2 separate regions of the Homo sapiens genome follow, and region 2 is linked to region 1. The links are chromatin contacts, found by Hi-C or POLR2A ChIA-PET in ENCODE. All regions are on one chromosome and are shown on one strand. Each heading gives the region's core, a stretch centred on a gene start or an enhancer-like site at or near the end of the contact. The rest is flanking DNA. Distances are from core to core; before and after follow the strand shown.

Region 1 (6,583 bases), core at 727-3,226:
CTCACTGCAGCCTCAAACTCTTGGGCTCAAGCAGTCCTCCTCCCTCAGCCTCCTGGGTAGCTGGACTACAGGCACTCGCCACCATGTCCAGCTAATTTAAAAAATTTTGTAGAGTCTGGGTCTTGCTATGTTGTCCAGGCTGGTCTCGAACTCCTGACTTCAATCAACCCTCCTGCCTTGGGCTCCCAAAGTGCTGGGATTATAGGCATGAGCCACCATGCCTGGCCAGAATCAAGATTATTGTGCAAGAGTAATTGTCACGTATCTGGGGTCGTGGCTTGTATTACAAGTAATATTTAGCTCTCAATCATCAGGGTTAATGGGGGATTGGAGAGGTGAGAACTGATATACAGAGGGGACTCTGGGCTCATTTTGGGGGGGCTCTGTCCCTCCCTGATCTGGACACTTGCTGCTTACCAGTCAGGAATGCTGTTTTAGGAGCTTCCTATGTGTATATGTGTGCATGTGTGCATGCATGGGCTAGTGTGTGCACACAACCATGTACACATGTGCACATATGTCCACCTGCTTACATGTTTTCTGGATGTGTGTCTGTGTATGTGTGCATGGATCTCCTACCCTTTCCTCTTCCCATCGAGGGAGGGAGCTGGACAGAGGCCAAAGGGTGATGGGGAATCAAGAGCCAGAGAGGAAGAGGCCTGCCTTTTAAAACCCCAGGTGTTCTGGGGAATTCCCTCATGGTGACTTCCTTTCTGATTCCTAAGGCTGCTGTGGTTAGAAATGAAAATGAATTCAGCTCTGGTCCCATCCTTTGGAACCCCCTCTGCACACAGTGGGGGCTTAATAAATACTTGATGATGATGGTTCTGAACCTGGGAAGCCAGCAGCTGTTCCTAGTTCTGACTCTCAGAGCCCCATGGGGCAAATCAGGCAGGGAATGACCATGGGGGAATCTTCAGTCTTCCTGCCAGATCCCCCTGTGACTACACACCCAGCTGTTAGGGAAGGGGCTGGAGCCATGGTCCACTTCACACACCCTGCTTTGGAGAGGCCAGTTCTTCCTCAGCAGCTTCTCTTTTGTTTTCCCCAACTAACATTTGAACAATATTTATTGAACAACCACTTTGTACTGAATATCATAGTGGAAATGCATCCTGGGAGAAAGTATCTGATCTGTGGGGTCAGACTGACTAAGTTCAAATCCCAGCATCTTTAATTACAAGCGGGATGACATCTGACAAGTTACATATCTATGTTTGAGCGTTTGAGTGTTTTTTCCACTTTCCTTTCTCTCCTTCTTCTCCTTCTCCTTCTTCTTCTTCTTCTTCCAATTTTCATCTGTAAAAGGAGAGTGATGACATCATTTTTGTGGGGTTGATGTGAGGGTTGGAAATAACAGAGAGGACCCTGAACACGAGGCGTAGGCACTCAGTCAATGGTAGGTGAGTTTATCCACCGGGTGTTAGAAGGTGTGGATCCCCCCTGCTTCTGTGACCTTGACGTTGTTACTCAACACCTCTAAGCATCAGGCTTTGTAAATGAGACCATACTGCCCACCTCCTTGGGTGTTTGGAGACTGTATCCGGATAATATATGTGAAACAACCTATCGTAAACCCTGGTGGTTAATAAATGTTTGCCTTCCCCTCCGTCTGCCCCCTCATCAGGGTGCACACCTCCCCTCCTTCGGAGGCCCTCTGTCCCTCCTCCCCATCGCCCAGCGTGAGCGAACATCCCTTATCGCCGTGGGCTTAAGGGTTGTGGCCATACCTGTCAGAGGAAAGAGGACAGCGGCTCAGCTCCGGGGTGGGGGAGCAAAAACTACAGTTCCCAGTCCTCGCTGCGCCGCCACTGGGGCCGGAGCCCAGGACGCCAGGCCCCTCCTCTGGGGAGGAGCCTATGCGGGGGGCGGAGCTAGGAGGAGGTTGGAGAGTTAAGCCAAGCCAATGAGACCAGCTGCTAATAAGTGGGCTTGGCTTACAATGTAACAGTGGCAGGAGGAGGCGAGCGAAGCTATTGAGCCAGCGAGGAGTGAAGCTGAGCCTGGCCTCACACGCTCCTAGAGGACCACCTCCTGAGAGAGTTCTTTCACCCCCTCTTCTTTCTCCAAGCTCCCCTCCTGCTCTCCCTCCCTGCCCAATACAATGCATTCTTGAGTGGCAGCGTCTGGACTCCAGGCAGCCCCAGAGAACCGAAGCAAGCCAAAGAGAGGACTGGAGCCAAGATACTGGTGGGGGAGATTGGATGCCTGGCTTTCTTTGAGGACATCTTTGGAGCGAGGGTGGCTTTGGGGTGGGGGCTTGTGCTGCAGGGAATACAGCCAGGCCCCAAGATGGACACTTCTGGGCACTTCCATGACTCGGGGGTGGGGGACTTGGATGAAGACCCCAAGTGCCCCTGTCCATCCTCTGGGGATGAGCAGCAGCAGCAGCAGCAGCAGCAACAGCAGCAGCAGCCACCACCGCCAGCGCCACCAGCAGCCCCCCAGCAGCCCCTGGGACCCTCGCTGCAGCCTCAGCCTCCGCAGCTTCAGCAGCAGCAGCAGCAGCAGCAGCAGCAGCAGCAGCAGCAGCCACCGCATCCCCTGTCTCAGCTCGCCCAACTCCAGAGCCAGCCCGTCCACCCTGGCCTGCTGCACTCCTCTCCCACCGCTTTCAGGGCCCCCCCTTCGTCCAACTCCACCGCCATCCTCCACCCTTCCTCCAGGCAAGGCAGCCAGCTCAATCTCAATGACCACTTGCTTGGCCACTCTCCAAGTTCCACAGCTACAAGTGGGCCTGGCGGAGGCAGCCGGCACCGACAGGCCAGCCCCCTGGTGCACCGGCGGGACAGCAACCCCTTCACGGAGATCGCCATGAGCTCCTGCAAGTATAGCGGTGGGGTCATGAAGCCCCTCAGCCGCCTCAGCGCCTCCCGGAGGAACCTCATCGAGGCCGAGACTGAGGGCCAACCCCTCCAGCTTTTCAGCCCTAGCAACCCCCCGGAGATCGTCATCTCCTCCCGGGAGGACAACCATGCCCACCAGACCCTGCTCCATCACCCTAATGCCACCCACAACCACCAGCATGCCGGCACCACCGCCAGCAGCACCACCTTCCCCAAAGCCAACAAGCGGAAAAACCAAAACATTGGCTATAAGCTGGGACACAGGAGGGCCCTGTTTGAAAAGAGAAAGCGACTGAGTGACTATGCTCTGATTTTTGGGATGTTTGGAATTGTTGTTATGGTGATAGAGACCGAGCTCTCTTGGGGTTTGTACTCAAAGGTAGGGGCTGTGGTTTCTCTTTATACCTTGAACAAAAGGAATATGTAGGTAGCAAGAGAGGGATTGAGAGAGGGGGATTGTGAGAGAGAGAGATTGAGAGAGAGAGAGAGAGAGAGAGAGAGAGAGAGAGATTGAGAGATTGGGAGGGAGACTGGGAGAGAGAGGTGGTGGTGGTGGTGAGAGGCGCTTGCTCAGTTATATTCAACACTCTAACTTCCCGTGGTTTTCCTTCTTGATCCCGGGAGAATTCATTCCTAGCTTCCTCTGGGGGGTAGGGGACATCCCCACACACTGTGTCTAATTTGCAGACTCTCTGTTAGGGAGGATTCAATAATCCCTTCTGAGAAATCGCTTTTCCTCCTGGCTCACTCGTACTAAAGCATAACCCAGCAGCTTAACGCACCAATTAATTACACTCCGCCTTCATGTGTTTGCCAGTTCCTGCGACTTCCCCTTCTTTCCTCCCCTCCCTGCTCCACTCCATTTTCCTGAGGATAAAAAAGAAATAAATGTCTGGGTGGGGGGTGGGGATTCCGTACCATTGCCCAAGTCCCTTCTCTCCCTGTCTTCTCCATCTCTTCCCAAGTTTCTGTTTCCCTCCTCTTCTCAGAGAGTCTCGGGCAAAATAGAAAACCATCCATGACCTGGGTCTCCTGAGGGCATGGGGTAAAAATATAGGTGGAGGAAATCAGTGGTCCTTTCCCTCAGGAGAGAGGACTCAGAATAAACCTGCTGCTGCTTCGTAAACATCTCCTGATAAAAATGGCTACAGGTGTTACCTGGGCAGAGCAGCTGGGCGCCGCCTTGGAATCAGCTGGGGGAGCACCTCTCCTTGGGACGGGATGACAGGGCTTCCCAGGCGGTCCCCACAAGCCCGCGCCCCAGCTCAGCCCCAGTTCTCCCCTCCCACCTCAACTCCTCCTTGGGATAAATAAAGATGAGTGTGTGTGTGAGTGCGCGCCCGGATGGAGAACAGCAGGCACTGGCTTTAGCGGGGAGCTGGCCCCACTGCTCCAGCCTCTCAGTCCAGCCCCAAGACGGAGGAGGGGGTTTCCCTCCCAGAGGGAGTGGAGATGGAGGAAGGTGGGTTTCTGCCGATGCTCTGCTTGCCGGGGAGCTCTCCTGCTGTGGGCTGGAAGGCTTGGAGACCTGGGAATCGGTGGACAAGTGGCTCCACGATACCCCCACCCCCAATTTGTTGGTGTGTGTGTGTGTATGTGCGTAATGTTTGTACGTATGCATGCGCCTGCTTGTTGCTTGGGTTTTTCTATTTATTTGTCATTTGGGGCAGGGGGTGGCTTGGTGGGGGGGTGGCTGGGCGGGCTGGCCATCGGGTAGCTGGGAGGGGTTCAGCTGTTGGAGGTTTCAAATAGAGCTTGTTTCAGGCAGGGCACAGCTGCTGCGAGACTGTCACATTCCTTATTGAAATCCAGCCGCAAAAACCTAGGAGGTGCTGATCGGATTTCCCCCATTCCCAGCATCTCACTTTAATCGGTGATGGGCAGACTTTCCCGCCCTGGAAACGGGTGGGGCAGACCTGTCAGACGACCTGAATAGCCAGGACCAAGACTTCCAGGCAGAGGGTCCTCCAGCAACCCGGCTGCTCTCTCAGTGGGCTGCCCCAGCGGAGGGCAGCACCTGGAAGCCGCCTTAGTCAAAATAGCTCAAGGATGAGCGTCTCAGCGAGCAGAAGCGAGTGGGGTTTCCCTTGGAAGCGCAGCTCACTTAGTCATTCCCTGTAATGAGCCTCTGCGTCTGCGGGTCCTTCTGCTCGCTGCCTTCTCAGAACCGCCTCTCCTGCTGGGCGCTCCAGGATATGGGGCTGGCAGCCTCGCTAGGACTGGCAGCTGCCCTGGTCACAGCCCTGGCTCTCTCCAGTCCTCCCTTGGAGACCAGGGGCCCTCACTGGGGAAAACTGATGAAGGCCCAAATGCAAGGGGGGTGTGGGGAAGGGGCAATCCCAGCACCTTCTCTTTCAGTGACACCCGTAGTCAGAGTTCTTAAGGAAACGGCTATTCCCAGAGACAGTGGCTGTGCACAGATCCCAGTGTGGGATCTATGCACATTTGTCTTAACGCGACGGGAGAGTCACCACTCTGCAGGATCAGGCCCTCTTCCCTGCCTGGGGCAGGTGCCACCCCTGAGGGGGAGCTCAGGGAAAGGGGCTTTCCCAGAGATGCGGAAGGCAGATTTTAGGTGAATGAAAGGGGAGGCCACCTGAGGTGCTTGGCTCCCCGCATTTCTGAATCACAGACCCTCATAGCAGCAGTGGCGTGCACCGAGGGGGCAGTAGCTGAGAGGTCCTTCTTGCCTCAGCGGCCACTTCCTGTGTGCCTTGGGGCTGGTCTTGAGATAAGCAGAGCTCATTTAACTTGCTCACTCATTCACCCATCCCTGCACTGTCCATCCATGTTTTGAGTCATTTATGAAACAAGTATTTTCTGGGTGTCTCCTATGTACCAGGCCTTGTACACACTGCAGGGCCAAGATAGATATCCCTCTCTCCTGGAGGCAAATGGGAACATTTCAAGGAACTGGGCCAGAGTTGGAATCCCAGCTCTGCCACTACTATTTGTGTGATCTTGGATAAGTCATGGAGCTTTAGCGAGCCTGTTTCCCCAGCTGTCGAGTAGGGAGAATTAAATTAGAGACGTGTAAGGCACGTATCTGCCTGCTCAACAAATGGGACCTATTGTGATTGTTACTGATGATGACAATGATGAGAGGAAAGGAGATATCTTTTTCCTGTTATCTAACTCTGGCTGTAAAATTAGTTGGAGCTTTAACAGATTGGGATCTAAGACTTGTCAACGGAGTGAGAAGTTGTATCTGGGAGGGAAGAAGTCCTGAGAAGGGACTGGGTCTGACTAGAGACCACCTTTAAGCATGGTTTATTCTTGGGGGGAGGTGAATATCTGTGTCCCAGTTTCATGGAGGAAGTGGTCTCTACTCCTCCATGGTCTGGGTTAGTCACAGCCCAGGAGAGCTCAGGGACATTCAGTGGACCCTGGGGAGGGATGGGTGACACTCTTTTGCTGGAGAGCTTTGTGTGCCTGGTTGGCCCTGCTGACCAGTCTGGAGGCAGGCGGATGGACAAGGCAACCTCAGGGGTACCAGGCAGATTAGGTAATTCTGCCCATCCAGTGGCAGCTCCCACTCAAAGGCCCTTGGGAGGTGACAAACTTTTTTTTTCCCCAGGTGATTGAAGATTAACTAACCTTGTGCCTGAGCTGCTGCTTTCTGAAGTTCTCTGCTTTTTTTTCCGTGGGGTTGTGGCCTTGCTGTTCACCTATGTTTGGCGGGTGGCTGCTGCTGGGGAAGTAACTTGTCATGCAGGCCTGGGTCTTTTGAAAAGGAG
Region 2 (6,984 bases), core at 1,293-3,792, 210 kb before region 1:
ATCGGCCGTCCCAACCCCCCTCACCAAGTTCGATTCCCGGCTTAGGGGACTCCTCGACCTCATACTCTAATGCATCGCTCCAATACAGTCCCCCCATCCCTAGTTTCTGGGCCAGATTGGGAACAGGTCTCTCCTGTTCCACGGGACTAAATGGAAGTACTGAGTGGGGGGCAGAGGGCTAGGTCGCGGCCGGTGTGCAAGGCACAGTCCCCAGGTCTGTCAAAGGAGGCCGACGCACGTGACCCCCCCAGGAGGCGGGGTCGCAAGACCCTCCCCACGTGACCCCAAGGGGCAGAGACCCTCCGCACGTGACGGGAGGTGGGAGCCAGGAGCCCAGCTCACGTGACTAGGGGGAGGGGGCGCGGGAGCCTGTGGCTCGGTCGGCCCCGCCCCCAGCTCCCCGGCCCTCTCCATTCTCGGCTCCGGAGCACGTCGCTCTCACGATTTATGGGGCCGCGGCTGCCGCAGTGAGGGAGCCGGGGAGCCCGGGCGCAGCGGCAACAAAGGCCCGGGAAGCGAGGCGGGGGCGGCGGCAGCCTCCTGGCCCGGTGTGCGCCCCCTCCTACCTCTGCCGGCCCAGGCCCGCACGGAGTAGAGAGGACAGAAAGGAGGCTCCCGGAACCCGGGCTCCCCCACCCGCTCCCTGAGCTTTCACCTGCGCCCAGGTGTATGCGGGGGAGGGGAACCTGATCAACACCTCCCCCCACCAAACCTATTCCCGCATCCTCCCCGGCTCTGGCTTCCCCTAAGAACGCTGAGGTGCTCCAAGGGTGGCGGGGAACCCGGGGCCCCTCACCTGCGAGCTCTCCGTTCCCCGCCAGACTCTAGCGGGGTGGGGGGCGGACGTGTGAGTCTGGGGGAGGGGGCTGAGCTAGATAGAGCTGGAAAGTCAGCCCCCAGCGCCCCCCGGAGTTCTTGGAGTCCCGCTCCGGGGGGGAGGGGCCACGTCCCCACCCCCGAGGTTTCCATGGGAAGCGAGAGGGGGGCGTCGTTGGCTCATCCCCACCCCCAGTCTGACACTCCGGGCGCGAGGAGGGAGAGAGGGGGAGGCGCGGAGCCCCAAACAACAAAGAGCGGAGCGGCGAGCGGCAGCCCCTCCTCCGAGAGGTTGGGGGTCGCGGCCGCCCGGCCCTCCCGGTCCCCTCCCCTGGGGTCTGGCCATTTGCTCCCTGGTCGGTCGGTCCCTGGGGTGGGCAGCCAGAGGCAGTGCTGCCGCCACCGCCCGGGCAGGTGTGACAGTGACCCCCGCGTCCCCAGGGATCTCCCCCTACTAACACACAGACACACACTGATGTGGCCAGGGAGATACACACGGCGGCTTGGCGGGGAGGAGAAGACAAGGGCAGCAAGGACTGAGCAGAATGAGGACCCGGCCCCGCAGCCAGCACCCGGCCACCGCGCCACACACCCCGGGAAACCACACGGCCGCCCTGACACCCGCCCAGACCGCGGCGGCGCCAACAGCCACCCCAGCCCAGACGCAGCTGGCCGCGCGGACAGCGACCGCAGCCCCTTCCCCGACCCGCAGCCCGCTCCCACCCCCAGACGATCGCCGACGCAGACACACAAATCACACACTCAGACACACACGCACACTGACAGCCGCGCACGCCCGCTCACACTTGGAGCCATTCGCCGTCCCCAGCCCGGGCGTGTGTGTGCGTGTGTGACACACCGACATCTCTCTGCCGCCTTCCGTCTCGCCGGTACCCCACGTTCCCATCCTAACCAAGCAGCATTCCCAGGGCCCCCCAACTCAGCGACCCAGCCCTAGCTCACCCTAGCCGGGCTTATCCACACAACCAAGACAACCCATTCGCCTTCCTTCTAGGGAGGTGCTCGGTCGGACTCCCTGCCTCAGCTCTGGACCCCACTTTTAAAAGCAGGAGTCCTAGACAGAACCCCTGGAAGCCCTCATGGCCAAAAACAGGTCATCCCTGGGCCCCAAAATGCAGCGGCCTATCCCCAGCACAGCGCTACCCCCAAACCCCAGCCCAACTGGTGGGACTATGGGACAGGGGCATGCTATTCCAGCGGCGGGTGCGGAGAGAAGCCAAGATGGGGTGGGGGGCCCCTCCAGCAGCCTCCTCCACACGGCCCGAGCGCTCCTTACTATAGCCCAACAGCCTCTTCAGACACCCCCGAGTTTCCTAGACGCCCACAGAGTGCGTCCCCCTCTCCGTCCCCTCCCAGCCCCCAGCTCTGGTCTCCCAGGACTCCCACCCCGGGATCCCCCAGGACTTCTCGGGCCCACCGGCTCCCCCTCTCACTGAGACGGGACGCGCGGACTCCCAGGGTCCCCGACTCACTGCTGGTTGGAGCTGTTCCAGTACACCGCATGCCGGTTTCCCAGCGCCCCTCCGGGCCCTTGGGCCAGCAGCGGCAGCAGCGGCACGGGCACGAGCAGCAGCAGCAGCAGCAGCGGAGCCGCCGCCATCCCCGGAGCCGCCGCCGCCGCCGCCCCCCGACTGAGCCCCGCGCTCCCGGCTTCTCCGCTTCCCAGCTCCCTGCTGCCGCCGCCGTCGGCCCCCAGCCTTAGGCCACGCCCCCAGCCCTTCCCTCCGCCCTCCTGGGCGCGCCCCCGAAGCCCCGCCCCTGGCGCGCCCCCGACAGGCCCCGTCCCGCTCCGGTCGGGAGCGCGCGACGCGTGGGAGGTGGGGACCGTACTGCCCCCTCGGGAAAGACCAGCGCGTGCCTCGTCTCTCCTTCTTGAGTTCAGTTTGCTACAACTGGTCCTGGGTCTTTTGCTCCCCAGGCTGAATTTCCCAGAAGGATTTGGGAACCCAAGATAAGGATCTCGATCTCAGGGAAGCCCAATCATCTCTGGGAATGAGGGGAAGGAGAAGACTTGAGAAGAAGTTGGGGATCCAGGACCTCTTAGTAAGTAGGGCTGGACCCCTTCCCTTCTGAAAACTGTGGCCCTCTGCTGCGTCCATGCCCCCTTTTCCCGTGTGCATGAGGACTCAGGTGGGCACAGAAGGGTGGTGGAGAAGTCCTCAGCTGGCACCAAGGCTTTGACAGCTGGTGACCTGAAGCCCCCAGCTGAGCATGAGGCTTGTTTATCTTGGAGGCAGAGTAAAAGAGCTCAGCCCCTGAGAATGTCAATACTGGGAGCTGTAAGAGTCTTCAGTGGTCCAGAACCCAAGGCGCAGGAGGGGGTCAAGGAGAGAGTCAGCTGGGGCAAAGCAGGGTTCCCTGGACACCTACAAAGGATTCCTCACTGGCACTTAGGCAGGGCCCCTCCCGGGGCAGCCAGGGTTGTCCCCAGGGATTCTCACTCCTACTCTCAGAGACGCTGATCCTGAGTCAGAGGGCAGAGCACCTTGTGTTCCAGCTCTCACCACAGTCATTGTCCTCACAGTGACACCCAAGCACACACATCACACACACACATTCAGGAAAAAAGGCACAGTCACCCAAAGGCAGAGAACATAGAGACACAGGTGCCTGACACAGACATATGGACACACAGGTACACCTTCCAGACACACATAGGAAAGGGTACTATCAGACTGCTAGAGATCAGGCACAGAGACACCCAAGCACACACCTATATCCATCCACACACAACACACACACAAACCCACATGCATCCTGACACACACAGTTCCTTGCTCTCCTCTTCTCTCTTTCTAGGAAGTAGAAGTTCAGGAAAAGGGTTCAGAAACCAGACCTAGGGCTATCTGTCCCTTATCTCTTCTCTTTTGGAGAGGCCCAGACCAGGCGGAACCAGGCCTGACTGGGTTCTCAGAACGCAAGCCAACCACCTGTGTCCAGGGAGACAGGCATGCTGCTACTTTGCTTCTATCCTTCAGGAGAGGGAACATGCAGGCACCTCCCTATCTGCTTATCTGTGGCAGGACAGAGTCTTGACCACAAGTCAGCCTCAGGTGCTAGGCTGGGGGCAGGGGCGGTGCTATCCAGAATAGGTTCAGTGTCTGACTGCTGCCAGGTGAGAGTAGTCTCTGTTTTCTCTGGGCTCCTCTCCACCCCAGGAGATCTCTTCTTCCTTCTCAGGAGCCAGCAAATAAATTAGGCCCCTTGGGATGGGAGTGGGGGACTCTGCAAACAGCTCTCCCTCCCTGCAGGCTCCTCATCCCCAGAGAGATTTGTTTCACCCAAATGATGCTAACCTGCTTACTCCAGGTGCCACAAATCCCAGCCCCCTCCACTCAAATCATATTCCCTGCTCCACAAGGGCAGCTTCTCTCTGTAGGGGCCCACAGTTGGCAGAGACGCTGCTCATATTGATAGTGAACAGGAACTTGCTGGTTTGGTCTAGGACTTTAAATTCCATTTTAGAAAAGATATATCCCTGTTTATCGAATCTAGGTTCTGCTTAAGAATTTGGGCCTTTTTCTATAGGGCCTGGGTACTCTTTAGAATCTGGCACCCCCACACCCACCCTCCAATAATAACTGAGCCCTTCTCTTAGAATCCGGAGCCCTCTCTACAGGATTTAAGCAGCTCTCTCTATGGAGTCGAAGCCTCTGGTTTTGAAGTTGAGATACTCTTTATAGGGCCTAGCTAGGCCTGTGTCCGTGGGATCTAGTGCTTTGTCTACCTGGGCCTCTATCCATAGGGCTGCTAGCTGATTTGGGCCTTTGTGTGAATTAGAAAAAGGACCCTTCTTTGCAGGCTCAGTCCCTAGGGTGCATCTCTTGGCAAGTGGTGCCTTTGTGCAAAAACAAAGGTGCTGCCTCCTTCAGTGAGAGGTGGCTCTAGTGGCTCCCTGTCTTAGTGAGGGAGCTTGGGCCGATGTCCCCTTCCCCTTGGGTGGCTCCTTTGTGCCATGCACAAACTATATGACCATATATGGCAATTCTGTCTACAGGATATGTGCTTCTAGCTATAATGCCTATGTCTGTCTATAGGCCTCTATTCATAAGGTCTGGGCTTCTCTAGGGACTGAGTCCCTGTGTATAAGATCTGAGCCACTGTCCACATGCCCAGGGCCTAATCTAAAGGCCTGGGCTTCTCTCTGTGGCATGTGAGTCATGGAAGGACCCAGGCCTTATTGATGGGGTCTAGACGTTTGGGTATAAATGTAACTCAAATTGTTTCTGACTGTGATCCACCACAGTAGGATTATATTTTGCACTGCAGTTCAGTCACACACACACACACACACACACACTCATACACACACACTCATACACACACACATTTAACTGAAATAATAAGTTTCATGAAACAATACTTACCCTTACTACAGAGGATGCACGATGATATTTTCCTCTGTTCTAGTTTTAAAATTAAAAACAATAAAATAAAAAGCTGGTTGAAGCCCATAAAATTGACTTCTTGACTTTACCATCCCCACTATAGATCACAACCTATAGTGTGAAAAACTGGTGTCTAAGGCCTGGGCCCTGAACGACCTCTCTGTTGGATGAGGGCCTCTGTGGAGGTTGGAGCTCCCTCCATGGGGCTGGTCCTGTTTTCAGGGCTTCAGGCCTCCTCCTCCTTACCTGCAGGCTCTGACTCTTGGGCTTGCTAGCACACTGCTGGCTGCCAAGATCTCTCCCGGGACACTGAGCTCAGCTCCTGGGAGGACTCTGACATGGTGCCTCACTCTCCTCCATCCCTCAGGGGCCAAGGAAGCAGGGAGCTGAGCAGGTGTGGGACAGAGGGAGCTCTCAGGCTGTGTGGCCGAAGGCAGCGTCTGGGACAGTAGGTGGCAACCACAGAGCTGAGCTGTGTTCAATAAATCATGGAGGCTAGGGCCTGGGGAAGGGGGAGGTCAGGAGGGAAGCGGGGCCATGGATAAATAATTCATTAAACAAATAAACAAGGAGCCTGTGAGAGGGAAGATCAGGCACACGTGTGAGCAAGAGAGGCAGCTGCCAGCTCCAGGCATGAAATATTCACAGGTTCTGCACCTTGCACAGGGCCCGTGTGTGTGGCCCCAGCCCAGGCAGGCTGTTGGTGCCGTCCTAACCAGGAAACCTGGGTCCCAGCAAGTGTGTGTGTGTCGGCATGGCTCTGAGGATGCTCTAACGTCTGTGAGTTGACATGGAACTACATACAAGCCTGACAGCAGGGAACATAAGCACTGGTATGTGGTCCAGTTCACAGGAAATTAGGATGCAGGGCTTGGTGGGTGGCATTGGGGTGTAATCACCTCTGATTCTGGTCATGTCCTGATCCCTCTAATGAGTCCAGCAAGCCAAGAAGCCTGGAGCTCTGGGGTGTTACACTAGAGGTGTGTGTGAGTCCTCTGAATGTATTTCAAGAAAAGCTGAGAGGCAGCAGTATTGGCTTAGCAGTGAACAGCCTGGGCTTGGATTCGAATTCCAGTTCTGCCACTCGCTAACTATGCTAGTCACTCAACTTCTCTGAGACTGCTTCCTCATCTGTAAAATGGGGATAATAATGCCCCACCTCAGGGAGCTGGTAGTTAAGAGGATTAAGATCCATAATACCTGGGAAGCACTTAACACAGTGTTTAGGATCCCAGAGGCACTGGATTAATGGAGGGTTTCTTATAATTAAGAGGTTATCTACTGAGGTCTGCCCACCTAGACCAGCCCAGACTCTTTTCCATTTGTTCTCCCTCATTTCCAAGCTTTCCTAACAGCTAACATAGGGAGAGATGTGACCTAGGGCTTAGAAAGTATGCAAGGGGTAGGAAAAGATTAGATGGAATGAGAAGAGGAGGTTACAGTCAAAAAAGGAAGTCTCTATTCTTGACAGTGTGGAAGAAGGGACCTTGACCTTCTCCTCAGACCCCAGAGACTCTCCTTAAGCCTTAAAAGTCTTCCTAAATCCAGACTTTCACCAAAGTTTAGCTCTCTAGAAAGTGACTGCAATGGCCGGGTGGCTCACACCTGTAATCCCAGCACTTTGGGAGGCTGAGGCGGGAGGATCACGAGGTCAGGAGATCGAGACCATCCTGGCTAACATGGTGAAACCTCGTCTCTACTAAAAATACAAAAAATTAGCCAGGCATGGTGGCGGGTGCCTGTAGTCCCAGCTACTCGG

The links. Hi-C counts contacts between places; a loop is a spot of excess contacts on that map. ChIA-PET counts read pairs that join two places held with the same protein, here RNA polymerase II (POLR2A). Pooled maps may share reads with other maps.
Region 2: a map of Caco-2 shows a loop between it and region 1 (4-fold over the local background). The contact joins the promoter of EFNA3 here to the promoter of KCNN3 in region 1. A Hi-C loop is called at or near these places in 1 of 168 maps with a recorded cell type or tissue (Caco-2), 2 of 37 single-sample maps with no recorded cell type and 7 of 50 pooled maps. POLR2A ChIA-PET finds 5 or more read pairs at or near these places in 1 of 52 experiments (activated T-cell).

Annotation. Positions count from the first base shown.
Region 1 is chr1:154,865,674-154,872,256 of GRCh38, reverse strand. It overlaps KCNN3 (potassium calcium-activated channel subfamily N member 3), which reads left to right and starts at 1,976. Exons shown (of 8, transcript NM_002249.6): 1 at 1,976-3,225. The coding sequence starts at 2,293. RefSeq lists enhancers at 2,107-2,196, 1,269-2,225, 3,633-4,152, 6,420-6,489.
Region 2 is chr1:155,074,395-155,081,378 of GRCh38, reverse strand. It overlaps EFNA3 (ephrin A3), which reads right to left and starts at 2,542. Exons shown (of 5, transcript NM_004952.5): 1 at 2,310-2,542. The coding sequence starts at 2,437. The region is part of intron 1 of EFNA4-EFNA3 (EFNA4-EFNA3 readthrough); the gene reads right to left. RefSeq lists silencers at 338-407, 2,284-2,433, 2,464-2,623.